2 separate regions of the Homo sapiens genome follow, and region 1 is linked to region 2. A link is an interaction called in ENCODE POLR2A ChIA-PET data of the cell type or tissue named here. Cell type or tissue: IMR-90. All regions are shown on one strand. Each heading gives the region's core, and the rest is flanking DNA. Links, peaks and the distances in the headings are about the cores only.

Evidence for each region. Peaks named below come from ENCODE experiments on the same cell type or tissue, not always from the same donor. Only the 100,000 strongest peaks of a DNase experiment are listed, where the experiment ranks them.
Region 1: POLR2A ChIA-PET joins it to region 2 with 8 read pairs; 2 of 35 experiments call an interaction of 5 or more read pairs at or near these places.

Annotation. Positions count from the first base shown.
Region 1 is chr3:73,551,516-73,554,437 of GRCh38, reverse strand. The region is part of intron 3 of PDZRN3 (PDZ domain containing ring finger 3); the gene reads left to right. All of the region lies in intron 1 of LOC101927296 (a long non-coding RNA gene), which reads right to left. Among named protein-coding and RNA genes, the nearest start is that of PDZRN3-AS1, 71 kb to the left of the region's middle. In IMR-90, for the core only: no CTCF peak of the experiment used is centred there; a DNase peak (open chromatin) is centred at 1,537; H3K27ac peaks cover 290 bases.
Region 2 is chr3:73,947,786-73,950,707 of GRCh38, reverse strand. No RefSeq gene overlaps it. Among named protein-coding and RNA genes, the nearest start is that of LINC02047, 51 kb to the left of the region's middle. In IMR-90, for the core only: no CTCF peak of the experiment used is centred there; no DNase peak of the experiment used is centred there.

The sequences.
Region 1 (2,922 bases), core at 157-2,656, 400 kb after region 2:
GCGGACACTTACAGAGCACTTATCTGTGTCTGGCCTTGTTCTCATCTTGGGAGTGTGTGTGTGTGTGTGTGTGTGTGTGTGTGTCTTCTCTCAACAATCCTGTGAGATATTCTTATATACCTTCTTATTCTCTTTTTATATTTGAGTAAAATGAGGCGCAGAGAAATTTTGTGACTTGGCCAATGTCACACCTCGTAAGCTGCATACTGGATTTGAATCCAGGTGGAACCTCATGGGTATATATAAGATTGTAAAAATACACGTTCCCCTTCACCAGGCCTTTCTTCTGACCTAAGTGGTGGCCATTCTCCACATCAGCCCTTGGCCCTCTATTCTCCATCTCAGGCTGCATATAACCTTCACTCAGCAGCTCTGTGCTGGTCATGCCCAGATATCCAGGCCTCATGGGCCTCTACTTTGTACCTCCAGCTGCCAGTGAGATAGTTGTATACAGTTGTCAGTTTCTTCCTTCCAGCCCCATTCTTTCTCATTCTTGTTTCCATGAGTCCTTATGCCCGTTGTGGCTCTGGCCAGCATGAACTTCCTGGTCATGTGTGTGCCATGCGTATTCCAGCATCTCCTGTCACCCTGTCCATGCCTTCCTCACCTATCCAGATGCCGCCACTACTTTGCCAGAGCTGAAGTAGGGATAAGGTACTCCCTGTCACCTTGGCCTACTCCTCCAGCCTGTATTGACATTTCTTCCTGCGTGTTCTGAAGTCACACCACGGAATTCTTAAGGATATACACTGTGACATTAGAGGGCTTGAGTTCAAGTACTGGGTCTGGGCTACTTTGCTTTGCTGCCCTTTAGTTTCCTTGTCTCTGAAATGGGGATAATAGTTCTTTTTTTTTTTTTTTAGATGGAGTCTTACTCTGTCACACCCAGGCTGGAGTGCAATGGTGCCATCTCGGCTCACTGCAACCTCTGCCTCCCGGGTTCAAGCGATTCTCCTGCCTCAGCCTCCCGAGTAGCTGGGATTACAGGCATGTGCCACCACGCCCGGCTAATTTTTTGTATTTTTTAGTAGAGATGGGGTTTCACCATGTTGGTCAGGCTGGTCTCGAACTCCTGACCTCAGGTGATCCACCCGCCTCGGCCTCCCAAAGTGCTGGGATTACAGGTGTGAGCCACCACACCTGGCCGATAATAGGTCTTACCTCATAGAATCAGGAGGAATAAATGAGATCATTGTGTCAACCGTGTTAATTATCAGAAGCGTAAGCACTATTCTGAACTTGGTGCATGACCTTCCCATATTGGTGCATTTTTACAGGCTATTTCTGAAGTTAAGACATGTCCGCTTACCTTGAGTCAAACATGAAATGTCTTACATTTTCAAAACACTTTCCCTTCCTTGTAGTCTCTACTTTAACCTTTAATTATTCCATTTTATATGTTAGCTTTCTCTCTTTCAATTATCTGGACTAGAGTCACCTGATACTCCTCTCCTCACCAGGGAATCAGCCACCGTGGTGAGCACGTAGTAGGTTGTGTTTATTATTGTGTGATCCTTAGTGAGTCTCAAGTAGGCTGAAGCTGCATGATGAGTCATCACACTGAGCAACTGTGCTCGGTAGGACTGTGTTGTTTATACTCTAATAGAAATATTTACCTTCCTTCTGAAGATCTGTTTTCCAAATACCTATTTGGGCATCTCAAATCCTAAACAGTGTTTATTAATCATACTTCTTCCAAGGACTAGCACCTGTTCTTCTTGGGCAAATAATCCGTAAACATACATCTGGATAGGTCCAGTTAGAATTCACTAACATAAATAGCGATGCCTTGTCAGTAATGTTTTAATCACATTTCTCTTAAGTTCTGCAGAATCTAGTTGATAAGAATGACTGTTCTTTTGAAAGCTACTGTGGACACACACACTCACATGCGCAAAAACCTCATACACACCATAAACATATGTTCTTTGTATTTTGTATTTCTTCCAGAGAAGAAAACACCCTAATTTTACAGGGTCATGAGGAATGAATGAGATAATTGTGTAAACTCCTCAGTGAATCTGCTGCTTAGTCCAGTTATTATCCATTTAAAGTTAATCATGAAGACACTTCATGAAGGAGAAAGTTTTGAGTGGTGAGAAAGTTACTAGGGTAGAAGTATAATAGTGATTATGTATATAATGCTATCTCCCAGGGACTGTTCTAAGGTGTTTGGGTACACACACACACACACACACACACACACACACACTCCTTTAATTCCCACGTGAAACCTAAGAGGCAACATTTAGGTGGGGAAACTGAGGTACTGAGATGAGTAACTGGGAGGATAGAAGACGAGGACGTGGGAAGGAGTGAGAAAAGGAATGTGCCCCAGGTGATTGGAGTGTTTCGCTTTGTAGTGCTGACCCTAAACTTAGGACTGTCCACAAAGAAGGAAAGGCAGTGAAGGGGGATGGAAGGTCATAGGAATCAGTCACTTGGACAGGCATGGGTATTTCAGCTCAGCCACTGCCTAGCAGTGTGGCATTGAGAATTACTGACCTTCTCCAGACCTCAGGCTTTTCACAGGTACAACAGGGGAAGGATAATGGCCTTTGTGTTGCTATGAAAAATAAATAAAATCACATGCAGGTATAAACATAGGCTTAGTCTACTGCTTCAAGAAGGTAGCATCTCAAAAATATGACCCTTTAGCACTTTTAGGATTTTCTCTGTAGGCTTCTAATATTAGAAGTGGGGAAATAATTATATGTTTCTTTTTTTCCTTTTTTTTTTTTTTTTTTTTGAAACAGGGTCTCACTCTGTTGCCCAGGCTGGAGTGCAGTGGTGCAATCACAGTTCGCTGCAGCCTTGACGTCCCAGGCTCAGATGATTCTCCCCCATTAGCCTCCCAAATAGCTGGGACCACAGGCACATGCCAATGCCACCATGCCCAGCTAATTTTTTTATTTTTTGTAG
Region 2 (2,922 bases), core at 227-2,726:
CATCTTGGCTATTCTCCATCAAGACACTGTCTTCATTTCCTTCCATATCTCTTCCATGAAATGCTAATTTTAAAGTGTTCTGCTTATTTCCATTTTGGGCATCTCCCTCAGTAGTATATTAGCCATGTTCTCCTGGGCACCTAGGTCCATACCTGAAACATTGTATGTATCAAAGCAAGTATTCATTTAATGAAGGAATCGAGGAATAAAGCAAAGTGCTCAAAGCCATGAATGCTCATTGATCTAAGGTCCATGTTGCAGTTACATGCTGACCATTTCTCTCTTCCAGGCAAATGTTGAGGTTCATGTGGTTTGATCTCTTTTCCCCTGAAACTTCAATCTGGACCTCACATTTTAAGTGTCTCAGAGGTCTGAAAAAAATGTCTGTAGGAAATCTTCCTAGTCAAATTTTAAACAGCTGCAAGTTTTATTTAAATGTCATTTTAAATGCAGAAGGAACATAGTTCAGCAATGGTGTGGCATTCCTTTGGGACCTGTGATTCTCATGAGCTTTGACCGCGGTGAAGCACAATGGGTTTGGCACAGAGAACAGAGACACTTCTCTGTTTCTATGCAGATCGCTTTGATGAGACCCAAACTCAAAATTTAGCTAATCTAGAAATTGAAAGAAGAGATTTTATCCCTTTGCCTCAAGTGAGAACCAGTACTTCAACAAATATCTGAAAATTAAAAGGGTCTATTTTAAAATTAATTAAGGGTCTATTTTTAAAGCTCACAACATAAGGAAGGTAAAATAAGTTTCTTTAAAAGAAAACTTTTGAATTTAGCATACCTTTTCGGGCAAATTCATAAAGGGGAGAAATTCTGAGAAAACATTAAAGAAAAATTTCTCTCTTACACATTCCTTAAGCTAGTAGATATCATAGCAGTAGTGCCTTTGATGATATTCTTTTGCTAATAAATTTTTAAACTGGAAAGAGAAATTTGGTTTCCCAAAATGAGTATCAGCCCTGGGTTTCTGCAGCCAGAATTCTGATGTGATTCATTGAAAACACACACTGGGGCCAATGAGGGCTGTGTTAGGCATGAATAGCATGTCGGGGGATCCACTATCTAGTCATAATGCCTGGAGGTATTGATTCTTATAGAATGAGATTGGTCTATGTGGTGGGCTTGAATTTCAAAACCCCAAGCTGATGTCTTAGCTATCCATGTACACTCAATTTGAGTCAAAGTTTACAAAAAGCATAGAGACTTCTTTAAAGTTGGTTTAACAATTCTCATTTTGTCTGCCTGTATTTACTTTGGATTCAAAAAAGAGTAGAAAGGAAGACGAGAAAAGCATATAATGCCTTGGAATGCTGATCTCTTTGTTTGCTTGTTAATATTGAATGATGGAGCATTTCACAGGTAACAAGGGTTCTAAGCAGCTTTCTGAGATAAAAAGCAGATGACCCAATACTGGGGGTGCTGAAAAACTCTAACCAGGTCCAAAGTAGAAACTTCCTCTGGAACTGCTCCATCTTCGGGTAGCTTGCTAAAAGATTTTTACATTCAGTTGGGTATGTAACCAAGACGGGATGCTGCCCTTTGCAAACATGACATTAGCAATCATCAATGCACACCATCATCTCCCAGTAGGACAGTTTGCTATAGTCATATTTTGATTACAACTGATTAGAGACCAAAAGAGGACCAAATTCAGTCAGTGTGGCTCTTTTAGTAATCACTTCTTCCCATCCATGTTAGAGAACTATATAAAATAGTCCTACAGCAAACATTTTCCAAAAAGCAATGGGACTTGCAAAAATATGCAAATTAAAAGTACAGTAAGATACCACTTTTTTAACCTATCAGATAGGCAAGAAGAATGATTATATCCAATGTCAGAAGGGGTGTGAAGAAGCAAATATTGCAAATATTGTCTGGCATATATTGATGTGGAATTGTAAATTGGTTTTAACACAGCAATTTCACTTCTGGGAATTGATCACAAGGAAGTAATTTAAAATGTGGGCAAAATCTTATGTTCACAGAGGTTCACTGAAGTTTTATTTATTTTAAGTATACATATATGTACGTATGTCTGTGTCTGTGTGATATCTATACATATATATATATGATATATATATATAACCTCATGATTATGGCTTTGCCATCTTCCAGGTGAAAGATGATGGTGCTTTAAATCAATACGATAGCAGTGGGGTTGGTGACAAGCCATTAAAAACCATGTTGTAGAATTCTTATGATAATTTAAATGCAAGCAAAACAAACAAACAAATACCTTATGACTACTTGTCATGATTTTGTAAACCTGGGAAAAATTAGTTTAAGAACATATTCCCAAATAATCACACCGGTTATCTTGGCTGGTTGGTGCTGGCTTAAACTTTTTGAGTTTTCTTTTTCTTTTTAGACCAAGTCTTGCTCTGTTGCCCAGGCTGGAGTGCAGTGATATGATCTCAGCTCACTGCAACTTCTGCCTCCCAGGTTCAAGTGATTTTCGTGCCTCAGCCTCCTGAGTAGCTGGGATTACAGGGGCCTGCCACCATGCCCAGCTAATTTTTGTATTTTTAGTAGAGACAGGGTTTCTCCCTGTTGGCCAAGGCTGGTTTCAAACTCCTGACCTCAGGTGATCCGTCTGCCTCGGCCTCCCAAACTGCTGGGATTACTGGCGTGCAGCTGTGCCTGTGCAACTTTTTGAGTTTTCCAATCAAGGGTAGAGGAAACTTCTGCATTATTTTTCAATCAAGGGTAGAGGAAATATCATAATTTCGAGTCTCAGAAACCAAAGGACCAAGCCACTGAATTCTCATTACCAGAACATTACCATCTTGGATATGTCTCTGGGGTTTTGCATTACTCCAGATCTGGGCTCCATTTCCTTTCAGAGAATAGTTTTCTCTTCTTTCCCTTCAGAATACAGAGGAAAACACATTACAGTTGGTTTTTCCAAAG